Linked DNA regions of Homo sapiens: regions 1 and 3 are each linked to region 2. Evidence: chromatin loops called from intact Hi-C (ENCODE). Cell type or tissue: mammary epithelial cell. All regions are shown on one strand.

The links. A loop is a pair of places that touch in the nucleus more often than their neighbours do. Peaks named below come from ENCODE experiments on the same cell type or tissue, not always from the same donor. Only the 100,000 strongest peaks of a DNase experiment are listed, where the experiment ranks them.
Region 1: a loop joins it to region 2, with 4 times the contacts of the local background. A loop is called at or near these places in 3 of 110 quality-filtered maps.
Region 3: a loop joins it to region 2, with 6 times the contacts of the local background. A loop is called at or near these places in 3 of 110 quality-filtered maps.

Annotation. Positions count from the first base shown.
Region 1 is chr2:1,673,941-1,677,940 of GRCh38, reverse strand. PXDN (peroxidasin) reads left to right here. Exons shown (of 23, transcript NM_012293.3): 8 at 897-1,014. Among named protein-coding and RNA genes, the nearest start is that of LALTOP, 51 kb to the right of the region's middle. RefSeq lists an enhancer at 1-478. In mammary epithelial cell, a CTCF peak has its summit at 2,026 (motif pointing left); a DNase peak (open chromatin) is centred at 2,120; H3K27ac peaks cover 2,178 bases.
Region 2 is chr2:1,548,900-1,552,899 of GRCh38, reverse strand. The region is part of intron 4 of LALTOP (lung cancer associated lncRNA targeting TOP2A); the gene reads left to right. It overlaps LOC102723730 (a long non-coding RNA gene), which reads right to left and starts at 970. Exons shown (of 3, transcript NR_168373.1): 1 at 346-970; 2 at 43-162. RefSeq lists a silencer at 1,981-2,090. In mammary epithelial cell, a CTCF peak has its summit at 1,999 (motif pointing right); no DNase peak of the experiment used is centred here.
Region 3 is chr2:287,976-291,975 of GRCh38, reverse strand. It overlaps ALKAL2 (ALK and LTK ligand 2), which reads left to right and starts at 3,885. Exons shown (of 6, transcript NM_001002919.3): 1 at 3,885-3,963. It overlaps LOC101927262 (a long non-coding RNA gene), which reads right to left. Exons shown (of 3, transcript XR_007085917.1): 2 at 1,225-1,298. It overlaps LOC105373346 (a long non-coding RNA gene), which reads left to right. Exons shown (of 6, transcript NR_189079.1): 6 at 856-1,035. In mammary epithelial cell, a CTCF peak has its summit at 1,648; no DNase peak of the experiment used is centred here; H3K4me3 peaks cover 1,151 bases; H3K27me3 peaks cover 911 bases.

The sequences.
Region 1 (4,000 bases), 130 kb before region 2:
TGCACACACACACACACTCGTACCCGTGCTTGTGTCCGCCCCACTGCAGGCACTCACTTGTACACACCTGTGTGTGGTTGTGTTTTTCTTCTCGTGATGCTCACAGAATGTACATGGAGACAGATTCGCACACTGAGGTGACGAGGCAGAGATGGAAGCCTAGGCCTGCCCTTGGTGTGGTTCCCTCATGGCTGCTGAGGGGAGCCTTAGAGAAGGCCGCTCCCTGTGCGGGCCTGGAGCTCCGGAGCAGCCACCAGGGACGGGAGCCTGGGAGCCGTCAGCCCTCGAGGAAGGCCTGGGAGCCGTCAGCCCTCGGGTGGCCCTCGGATGGCCCTCGGAAGCCATGTGGAGTCACGGGCACGCAGGAGGCAGGAGAGGCCATTCTCCCCTTGCCCAGGGTGGAGGGTGAAGGGCGGGGCAGCTGTGGAGGAGGGAGGCTGGGAGTTGCTCCAGCTGTGGTGTCTGCCACCTGCCTGTGCTTTTAGAGGCTTATTCTTTCAGGGACGCTTTAGCTACAGAGTACTATTTTTTGTCTTTTCTTCAGTGAAAATAGCGACCCGTGGCGTATCCACTCCGCACAGGTGTTTGGCTTTCCCAGAGGGCCTCGAGGGGACGCCGAAGGCTGTCATTTGGGGCTGTCTGCCCAACTCTGAGCCAGCCTGTCTCTAGGGTGCTCAGAACATGGCACCCTGAGGCATAGACATCATGTAGATCCGCACCATAGACGGGGCTGTAGAGAAGCCAGTCTGGCACTTTTGTGGGGGATGTTTGTGGCTGAATTACACCTTTGGGCATCTGTGGTTTCCTTTTGGACACAGAGAACTCAGCGTGTGTTGTCATTTATTTTCATGTCATGGTTTAGACTAAAAAGGTTTCCATTTTCTGGTTGGGCACAGAAAGGCCCCGGATCACCTCCGAGCCCCAGGACGCAGATGTGACCTCGGGGAACACCGTGTACTTCACCTGCAGAGCCGAAGGCAACCCCAAGCCTGAGATCATCTGGCTGCGAAACAAGTGAGTTGGGGCCAAACAGAAATGCCCCTGTGCATCTCTCGGAGTTACACTCAGACACCCAAACCACACCTCACTCCCCACCAAGGCCCACGTCCACTTTTCCTCCTCCACGTAGGGAAAAGTACAAAGGAGAAACTATTTCTGCTCCTTTTCCGGTCTTACATGGCAGGGGGTGTGACGACGTTTCTGCCAGGCTGGGGCCCCTTCCCCACTCTCTCCTGGGCAGCACAGGGGTGCCCTGGCTGGGCAACGCGTCACTGCGGCCCTTCCCGGTGGGAGGGAGGGAGAGCATGCTGGTTGTTCTCTCCCTGCCTGCTGACGTCTGGCAGCAGCCTGTTTGCTCTGGTCACTGTTGTTGGCAGCCTTGACCTGGGGCATTGTGACCAACCTGAGTGGGTGCGGGAGGGGCCCTGACCTCTGCTGGGACGGCGTCCTCAGGAGCCTGGAGCGCCATGCAGCTGCTGACACAGGTTCGCTCAGCTCCCGTGTGGATCTAACTTGTCTCCCAAACAAAGGAAGTCTTCTCTTGTGTCCACAAACATGCTGTGGACCTGTTAAGGCTAAGACGGCCCTGGCTGCGGCTGTCAGGGTGACGGAGGGAAGTCCTACCGCTGACCATTACATGCGTCCTGGCAGCGAGCCCCACCTGTGAGCCAGGTGTGGGGAGCACCCCTGCGCTGCTGGGGTTTGTGAGCTGGGGCTGTGTTGGTTAAGGAGTGATGGAGTCTAGGGGGAAGAGATGGGAGGAGGTGAAAGGCGTGCAAGGGGGGTGGGTGGGGCAGGACCTGGGTGCAGGGGCAGAGAGGCCTAGGTGGGAATGAGGTCAGATTGCCGGAAGGCACCTGGGGCCAAATCACTGAGGGTCCTAAGTTGGAGTGGAGCACTTTCAAAGTGACCTTTTGAAAGGAATCCTTAAAAGAAAATCCTGAAGTAAAGCCACCATGTCCTACCTTCTCCCATCTGCCTGCGTGAGGACAGCTTCTGAAGGAGCTCCTCCTGCCGGCCCAGCCCCAGCACTCCTGCGCTGCTCCTCTCTGGCCATGTTTAGTCATGAGGCAGCAAGAGGGATGCGTCTGAGATGTGAGCCCTGTGATACTCGGGCTCAAACTGAGTCATTGTTTGATACTCGGGCTCAAACTGTGATGAGGCACAAACTGAGTCATTGTTCCAGACTCCAGAGGCAAACCGGGCTGGGCTTGGCTCTCGGGCAAGGTGGTGTTTATAGAAGAGATGGACAGGAGCAGGGAGCTGGCCATCCCCAGTGGTCAGGAACAGAATGGGAAGATGTGTTCATGCTGAAGAGGACATGGGAGGTTTGTTCCAGCTCTAGATTTTGTTATCCTCATGACTGAAAAGTCATATTGACCTTGGCTGCAGTGCCGGACAAGGAGCCTGTAAGGTGCAGTCACTCTCTTCACAGCTTTTGTCTTGGATGGCTCCCAAGTTGATGAGATTTAAAATCCAGAGAACACTGGAGGAATTCTGCAGTATTATGTTGTGTGCATTTAAAAGTCAGGGAAGCATAAATTTGGCCCCAGTCCATCACACCTACATTTTATATACGAAAAAATTGATGCCCGCAGTTGAAATCTCACAGCTAAATATGGCAGAGCTAGAGCCAAAGCCCTGAGGCCTGGTGACCTGTGCTGGGCTCTGCCCTCCACCAGCTCGAGTCTCACCTGCCGGCTGGCCTTACCTAACATCCAGAGTCACCTGCAGGCCACCCTCACCTGCTGGCTCGCCGTGTTTCTGGTGGGGGGGATTGGGCCACATCAGAGAGAGTCTTGTTTATGGGGCCTAAGCTGACATTGCTTCCATCCAGCAATCCCTGTGGGTAAGGACAGATTGCAAGTTGGGGGATTGGTGCCAGGCGAGGAGAGCATGAGGAAGATTTGGGAGAAGGTGGGCGTTGGTCTTTCGAGTGTTCCCGACGGTTTGGCTGCGCGCTGGCAGGTTTCTGAGGGCGGTCATGGGGAAGTGCTTTTGCACAGTGCTGGTGCTGCTCCTCCTGCATGAGCGACCCAGCTTGGTCCAGGCTGCACAGGCTCCTTAGGAAACTCGCGTGGAAGGTGATGAATCTCGTGCACTGAGGAAGTGGGTTTCTGTTTCACAGAGGTCTTGTCTGTCTTGGTGATCTGCAAGTAGGAGTTCTCTGTAGGCCCGTCTGCATTCTCAGAGGGCTCCGTGCCTGGCTGTTCTTACTCTGTCCTCACACTTGCCATAGACTGGGATCTCAGTGGCATCCAATGTCACCTCTCTCCTCTTCACCTGCTTCTGCATAAAGGGAACTAAAGTGAAGTTACAGGTGGGGTGAGGGTGAGAGGCGGCAGGACTGAGCGTTGGGGTAAAGGTTGCAGCTTTTCTTGGCTGCCCGAAGTGTGTGTGATGCAGCATGGCCCCAGGGGAGGTCCTTGCTGCCCGAGGACTGGCCAAGCCATGCAAAGGTGGGGTCACCTGTGTCCTGGCCTCTTCGTGGTGCAGTGCCACAGGTTCCTCCCAGATCCCAGAGGGAGGCCAACCAGCAGCTTGCAGGCACTGTTTGTTAAAATACAGATAGAGAGGTCTGGCGCACACCTGCAATCCCAGCACTTTCGGAGCCCGAGGCAGGAGGAGCGCTTAAGCCCAGGAAGCTGAGGCTGCAGTGAGCAATGGTTATACCGCTGCGCTCCAGCCTGGGCTGCAGAGTGAGACTCTGTCTCTAAAATAAAAAAATAAAATACACATAGATACAGCTCTGGCTTTTAGTAATGTAAAAATGTTTCTACCCTTTTTAGTTAATTCACCAGAAACGAAAGAAAATGTTTCCTTGGAATTTTTTCCGTTTTGTTCATTGCTTTCTCCTTTGGAATTAGAAACACTTTAAAACATGTAGATAGATTGAACACGTGAATACTAAGGATAAGTACCTGAGTGAATGAGATGTGCAAATACACGGTCCCCTTTTCAGAATTGCCTGTTAGGTCAGGGCTGCCAGGAAGGAGGAGAC
Region 2 (4,000 bases):
AGTCAGTTCACAACTGAAGATACTAAAATAATCGTCACTCACAGAATCCCATTAACGGACAATGCAGCTGTGTAGCCTGACCAAGGTCACCACGTCACTTCCTTCATGTGGCTCCAGGTTCGGCCTATGCCCCGTCAGTTCTGTACAGCTTGGCACATGGCCCTAGACATGGGAGACAACGTCCTAGGAGTGAACCTTCCTAAGTATCTGGGGCTAAGCCCCTAAACATACAGAGATTCCCAAACCATCTGCATTCAGCTACTAAGCTTTCTTCAAAAGGATCATGTTGATGTTGAAAAGGGGAGATGTGAAATTAATCCAAACTGAAAGCTGTTGGAACCGTACCTGATTTTGAGCCTTGAGAGGAACGTGGCTGTGGGGCCTGCGTCGCATGGTGTGAAGCTGCACCTTCTGCTTCTTTATTCTGGGTCAAATCTCTTCCTCATTCTTGTCCTGTAATGATTAGGAAAGACTGAATGGTACCAGAGGTGAGACCGCCTCAAGACCATTACCCTTCCTTATGGGATGTTAAAACAAGCTTCCTTAGTGTAGCGAGCTGTGACCAATCAAGTCAAATCGCTATAACCTATGTCTTGATCTTGTTGGAAAATGCTGCAACCTGTTAAACCTCTGCCTCTGACTATGTAAATGAGACTTTAACTTTCCATTTTGAGAGTCTGTGTTTCCTATGTGACTATCCTCCAACTTCGTGTTCAAATAAACTCCACACTTCATCATATTTTTGGATTCTAAGTATTTAAGCTTGAAAATTGCAAAGACACATTATCATGTTTATGCGCTGTCAGCATTCTATGGAAGTTTAGTGCAATTAAAATCGGGAAAAGGGTCAGGTGCAGTGGCTCACACCTGTAATCCCAGCACATTGGGAGGCCGAGGTGGGCAGATCACCTGAGGCCAGGAGTTAGAGACCAGCTTGGCCAACATGGTGAAACCTCATCTTACTAAAAATACAAAAATTAGCTGGTATGGTGACAGACACCTGTAATCCCAGCTACTAGGGAGGCTGAGGCAGGAGAATAGCTTGAACCTGGGAGGCAGAGGTTGCAGTGAGCCGAGATCGTGCCACTGTACTCCAGTCTGGGCGACAGAGTGAGACTCCATCTCAAAAAGAAAAAAAAATTGAAAAGACTTTTTTGTTTCAGTGTACATTACAACCACTCAAATTAGTTATGGGTATACTTTTCTTGCCTTTTTTTCACAGTTTCTGCAGGAGGTGGGCTGCCTTGTGCTGGTCAGGATGTCAAGCACCTTTGGGACTCTGCCCATTAAACCACAGGGGATTTCCTCATTATTGCGACAATTCCATCCCCAGAAATATCCCACGTGCCTGAGGTGGCGGCCATCTCTTCGTAGGGAGACTGTCGGAGCTTCCTTTTAAACAGACTCTGCCCTGTCTCTGTGAAGACGTTCAGGTGCTGAGCACACGGAGGGCGGTGGGTGGGGGGACATGAGACTGTAGGCAGCTCTCTAGAGCCCCTTTCACACGTGGGTCGTCACCCACCGACTTTCGGATCTCTGGGAGTGGGAACTGCACAGGCTGGGATGTTGTTTGGGGTCATTGCACCGAGAAGTGTTCCATGTGCAATGTGGTTAGAATCTTGTCACCCTAGGAATGGAAGGTCTTCAAGACCATGGTATCCAACCCCTCCATCATGCAGATAGGGGACCTCAGGCCCTCAGGGCGATAAGAAGGAATCAGGCTTTCGAAGGTTAAGGAAGTGTCAAGTGCAAAACTCGGTCTCTGGAGCCCTGAGGTGGAGCCTCACCCTCACCCTGGCCCCGGCGTCCTCAGCCTGTGGGCGCCCAACTGCTCTGACGCAGCAACTGGCACGACCACCAGCCCCAGGGAGCAGCAGCGAGTTTCCAGGGTTAGGAATCACCCGGGAGACAGTAATTCAGACTCCCAGGCTCCACAGAAACCTGCAGGGACCTCGGGGAAAGGGAGCTTCGTCCTAAGGCTCCGCTTTGGGGAGAGGCTGGGCGGCCACTAGGTGGCGCTGCGGAGCCGCGTCTTCGGCCGCAGGTGCCCGCGCTTGGGAGCGGGAAGCCAGGCTGGGTCATGCCGGTGCTGTCACTGCAGGAGGCAGAGACCCCACATCCCGCAAAGACGGAGGGGCTGGATTCCACCAGCAGCTGAGCCCATCTCTCCGCCCTTAAAAATCAAACCACATCTTAGGACAATATCAGGCTTGCGAACGAAGCGTCCAGGGGTGGCCCACGTGGGAAGGAGGGTGAGGCCGTGGGCCCCCTCGGTCCAACCTCACAGCCTCTCTGCTCTCCCCACTTTCGAGGCAGATTTCTGGGAATTTGGGAGTTCAGAGGGAGGAGAAATAAGTCGTTTGTCAGCAGCCTGCTCCCTGATCTCCAAGGTCCCTAGAAGGACAGGCGCTCCTCACACGGCCAAGCCTGGCCCGGTCCAGGTCTCTCCATCCAGCAGCCCTGCGCTCTGTCTCTCCCTGTACACTTTCCTCCCTGCCTCCCTCCCTCCATTTCTCCCTTCCTTCCTTCCCTCCCCGCACAGGATCTGCCATTCCTTAGCTGTGAAATGCGGGCACAGGGCCTGTGATTGATTGCACTCTGGGTGACAGCAGTAGCAGTACCCTCAGGCAGGTCAGTTGACTCAACAGAACCAGGTCAAAGTCCCCCAGCCCACGGGTCCAGCTCAGTCAGCCTCTGCTGGTCTACAGGAGCCCAGCCCTGGAGCAGGGACACCTTTGCACCAACAGTGCTGCATGAGATGGGCTGGGGTGAGCCCCCAAAGCCAGGGCCTGATGGAGGCCTGCAGACCCAGCAGGAGAAGCCCTGCTGTCAGCTGCAGAAGAGAAGAGGCAGGTGTCTGGAGAGGGGGCGGGCGGTGTCCTATGGCAGGTGGAACTTGTCCCTATTTACGTGGCTGGGGTGGGGCCACAGCACAAAATGGATGTCCTGAAAAATTCGAACCAATCTGGAAAATGTGCATCCACCTCTGCACTATGCCTGTTCTGCACCATATGCCTGTTCTCTGCCTCCCTCTGGGCCAAGGCTTACCTGCCCTGCAGCCTCAGGAATGTCAGTCTGGTTTCCGAGAGAGGGACCTAGAAGCCACTGAGTAACTGTGACTGGAGGGACCTAGAAGCCACTGAGTAACTGTTACTGGCAGGCACTGTACTCATCTTTCTCCTTGGATTATCTCATGAAACTTCTCAATGGGAGCCATCAAAGCTTGGCCCCTCTGCTTTTCTCCTTGGGGTGGTCACTTTTATGCTCTCCCTGGAGCGCCTGTTAAGTATGAATCACTGCTCTAGGAAAAGAGCTGCCAGGCAGAAGGGCAGACTTGCACAGCCACTGGCTGCAGCTGCTCCGGGATCCAGTTACTTACCAGGACTGAGGACTGGAGGTACTCTGCAGACAGGTGCTGGCCCCGGGGACTGGGCTCAGCCTGGGATGAAACTCGCTCCTGTAGAGACCAAGGGTGGGTGAGGGCAGGAGGGAGGGGTGTGGGGCCAGTCCATCCCGGAGACAGTTTCCTTCTCCTTACCCATTGCAAGGCTCGTGGTGGACACCCCTGCACCCAAAGTCACACTGACAGGAGGGCATGGCACATGTGTTTAGCCAAAGCCTTCCGCCACACATGAGGACCCAAGGCCCCGGGAAACGGAATTCTTCTGCTAAGCCTGAGGAAGGAAGCAGGAACCAGGGGGTTCTGGGAGTGGACAGAAAGGCGTGCCCTGGAGCTGGTGAGCCGGGAGCCTGGCCAGGCCCCTTGGCAGAATCCTTCCTGGGTCTGTGCTGGGATCGTCCCCTGGGTGCCCAGCAGGACACAGACACTCAACCTTCCGGGAGAAGCGGGGAGGCAGAGAGCTACCCTCCCAGGTTTTACGGCTTGCTTTCAGGGAGAAGAGCCCTAGTTTCCATTATGGCCTTTGTAGTGGGAAGAAGGGTGAAGGCCAGAGAGGACTTCTTGCTTCTGTTGACTTCCAGATCTCCCTCAGCTCAAAGC
Region 3 (4,000 bases), 1.3 Mb after region 2:
TCTTCTTCCTCCCTAGAAGGGGAGAAGTGTTACATAGAATGCTGTACTTCATTGATCTAGAATAAGCTGCAGATATCATGCATACATTATCACTTGTAAGAGTCTATATTTATTACATTTATACTAGGAAAATTAATCCTGTTAGAAAGCTTGTCTTCCTAAATGCTTTAAACACTGTCTAGTACGTGCCTAGCACACTAATAGCATTTTGATAGCTTAAAAAAGCAGAATTGGTAAATATTAAACAGTAAGCAATATTTGTTTATAGTACATGATGTTATCCTTTATGAAAGGTGATTTTTTTCTACAATACAAACTTCGTTAGATTGTTAAATGATTGCCATAATGATTGAAAAATATAACAATTCATTTTAAAGCATGTGGTTAACACAGGTATTTTAGAAGTCTTTGAGGGCAGCTAATATTCATCTAAAATTAAATACGTACCCTCTGGATGAAGAAAAAAAATGATTGCAGTCAAAACATCAGAACTTTAACCTGTTTATGAATTGAAAAAATCAACTCACCCATCTCAGGACCTATATATAGTACTGTTAGGGTAGATTAAATACAGGTTTTTTTCCTCTGCTCGGTTTTCTTCCTATGATCCAACACAGTTTTCTCAAAAAGATAACCAAACTAAATCAAATCTAGAAAAAAATTTTTCCAGTAATTCTAGAATATAGTTTGTTGCTAATTGTATCTCTTTTCTTTTTGGCTTCCTGCTTGAAAAGCACGGGTTTGAAGGGGTCCACTTACATATTTTTTTTCAAACGTGGGTCGAAAACACAGCAGCTGGAGGATGCGAAACGCACACAGAGGGAGGGCAACTTTCCGTATTTGCGTGTTCCACAGGCCCCACTGTGAGACGTGAATGTGCCTGGATTTCGGTATCTGCTGGAACCAGTCCCACGCTATACCAAGGGATGACTGCACACCTATTTCTGATGACTGGAGAACTCCAAGGGGTTCGTCTTGACAATACCATTAACTTAAAAATTCAATAAAGATTAACAAATCGGTGGTACACTCTAAGTTTGTTAGTCTGTAAAAATTGTTTCTATAATATAAAATGAGCAGCACCTAGATAATTTTGGCAGAGAACTTTGTAAAAATAAATGAACACATAAATTGTCTGACTCTTAATTGTAAGATCTCATTAATCCAAAGACCAACCAAGCATCAGCTCTGTTGCTGTTGATTATCCACCAAACCTCTACTAACCTGGGCGGAAGTCTTGGCCCACACTTGGATGGTAGAAAGGGCTCATTCAAGGAATCCATTTGTCCCATTAAAAACTGCAAAAGAAAAGACATAATATTAATTACTAGCAAGGCTTCCTCGGTAGGTAGAATTTGTGTGTGTTGGGGGAAATAGATCCTACTAGCATTTTATAGAAGAAATTTAGCTTTTGATTTTATAAAATACTATTCTAATAGGTCTATGTAAATTTAAAATAATACGTGAAATGTGTTTTCTTCTTTTTACCATACAAAGATTTTTTTGAAAAACTGTCTTACACCAAGCTATTTTACAACAGTAAAATCTTCTCATGGTTCTATTTTTCTGGGAACTGCGGTGTCCACCAGCTGCGAGGTGGGCCCGGCAAGCAGGACCGGGAGCAGGGCCGGGGAGGGCCGGTTCCATCGCCAGGCGTCGCTCTTGCCCGTGGAACTCAAGTGTCTTCTTGGACATGGGAAGGGGAAAGAGAGAAACGAAAAATGCCTCCTTTTATGTGCCTAAGGTCTGTTTGACATAAAATTTTACTTTTTCCTGAGTGTATTTTAGCAGAAATGTTCACATTTCAGTCATGTAGCTTGCAAAAAGAAAAAGAAAAGCCTCGCTGTGAAATCAAACCATCTGTTTTTCAAGGGAGCGGAGAGAACGCAGATCCCAAGGGTGTGGGGCGGGGTCCGGAACCGGCACATTTCATATCTTCTCTCTCCACGCTGCCTCCCCGCCCAGCTCTGCCGGACACTTTCTCCTCCTGAGGAGACAGACCCCGTGCAGGAAGAGAGAAAGGACGCGGGGACGGGCGCAGACGGGGCCTCTCCGGGAGCTGGGGGATCGGGGCGCGGAGCCTTCCGCCCGCACCGCCCGCGCTCACGTGCGCCTGGGCCAGCACCTTCCCGCCGCGGTCCTGCGACTGCCCCGATCATGGTGCAGGCCTTTAATTCTCGCCCACTCCGCCTCTCTGATTGCACTCAGAACACCTTTCCCAAACAGATCGCGGACTTGGAAGACGTCCAGCTCTTGCCCAGAAAGCACCAATCGAATGGGAAAGTGCGCAACTGATTGATAATACATTTTACAAGAATAAAATAAAAGAGGCAAATTGCTGAACTTTCACAGATGTGCCGGGCTTCGGCCAAAGAGCCAAACTTTCTTAAAGACGAGTCCGGGAGGCAAGTGCCCTCCTGCGGGCGTTCCCTGCCGGGGCGCGAGGGACCCGCGGGCCGAGGGTCCAGCGCAGAGGAGCGCGCAGATGGCGCGGTCCTTGCCGGGGAGGGACCTTCGCTCGTCCTCTCGCAGGGGGTCTGGGGAGGGGGTGCAGGTCCTGCCCCTCCTCGGGTGGTCAGCTGTGCGCACCTCGGGGGCCGTGGAGAGTCCTCACCCGCCCATCTCCTGCCTCCTGGCCGCCCCGCCTCGGGGACCAGGGCTTGGGGACCCGAACCTGGGGACTGGGCTCGGGCGGGGCAGACCCCTCGAGGTCCGGAGAGCGGATCCCTCCAAAACGGATGGACTCTAATTGACTTATTAAATGTCGAAGCAATCAGGCAGCTCCCTTTTTAATAGCCCAAGATCTACATTTAGACAAAAACAGAACCGAGTTCCTGGTAAAGGCGTTTCTTCTCATCCTGTCACAAGTGACAGGAACGGAGGGAAACAGACTGGGGGAGGGGCGGGGGGAGGAGAACAGGGGGAAGAGGAGGAGACGGGGAGTGGGGGAAGGTGGGGCAGGAGAGGAGGAGACGGGAGATGGGGAAGGTGGGGAGGGAAGGGGCGCGGGAGACGGGGCGCGGGCGAGGGGGAGACGCGGTGGAGATGCGGGTGGGGGGACCGGGCGGGGGCGGGGGCGGAGTTGAGGGGGAGCGGGAGACGGGGGGAGGCGAGAGCGAGGTGAGGCGGGGGGACTGACGAAGATCCGCATGGGGGTACTAACACTTCAGCGGCTTCTAATTAAAGCCCCGCTCGGAGCCCTTGGGGACCCGCCTGACGTCGGCGGGCGCGGGGATAAGAAGCTCCCCGAGGTCTGAGGCGGGACTCGGAGCCGGCGCACCCCAGGTCGGCCGTGGGTCCAGCGCTCGGAGCGGCCGAGTCCCCGCGTCCCGTGCGCTCCGCCCGCCGGGCATGGAGTAGTGGCGCAGCTCGGGGCGCGGGGACAGACGTGCGCACAGACGGCGACGACTCCGGCGGCTCCAGGTAACCGGCCCGGCCACGACGCGCAGGTGGCTCCCGGGTGGCGCCGGGCAGGTGCGGGAGGGCGCCATGGCCGGGAGGTGGAGGGGCTTCCAGCACGTGGCGCGGCCGGGGCCAGCGCGAGGGTCCGCACCCGGCCTCCTCCGTGGGCTTCGGGGACTCGGCGCTCGCCGGCGACCACCGCGCAAAGGCGACGCTGGAAACTTGAGCGCGGCCGCCGGGCCCGGCGCGCGGCGCCGCCTTCTTGGAGAGCGGTAGGCGCGGGAGCGCGGCCCCTCCGAGGTCCGCCCGCGGCCGGGGAGCTGCCTGGCACCCGCGGCTTCCAAAGGGGAAAGAAAGTTGCGCCCGCGCCAGGCGCAGCGCGCTCGGCGGACGCGGCCTTTCGGGCGAAAGTTAGGAGGGGCCGGGCTGGCGGGCGGGCGGGTTCCGGGGGCTCCTTTCCGCACCAGCGGCGGTCGCTCCCCGTGGGCGGGACCTCGGGCGTGATCGTCGAGGAGACCGCGGCTCCCTCACCTGCCGGCTTGTTCCTCGGGGTCCGCGGAGGTGAGGGGCCGGGTCCAGCGCCAGCGGCTCCTCCCGC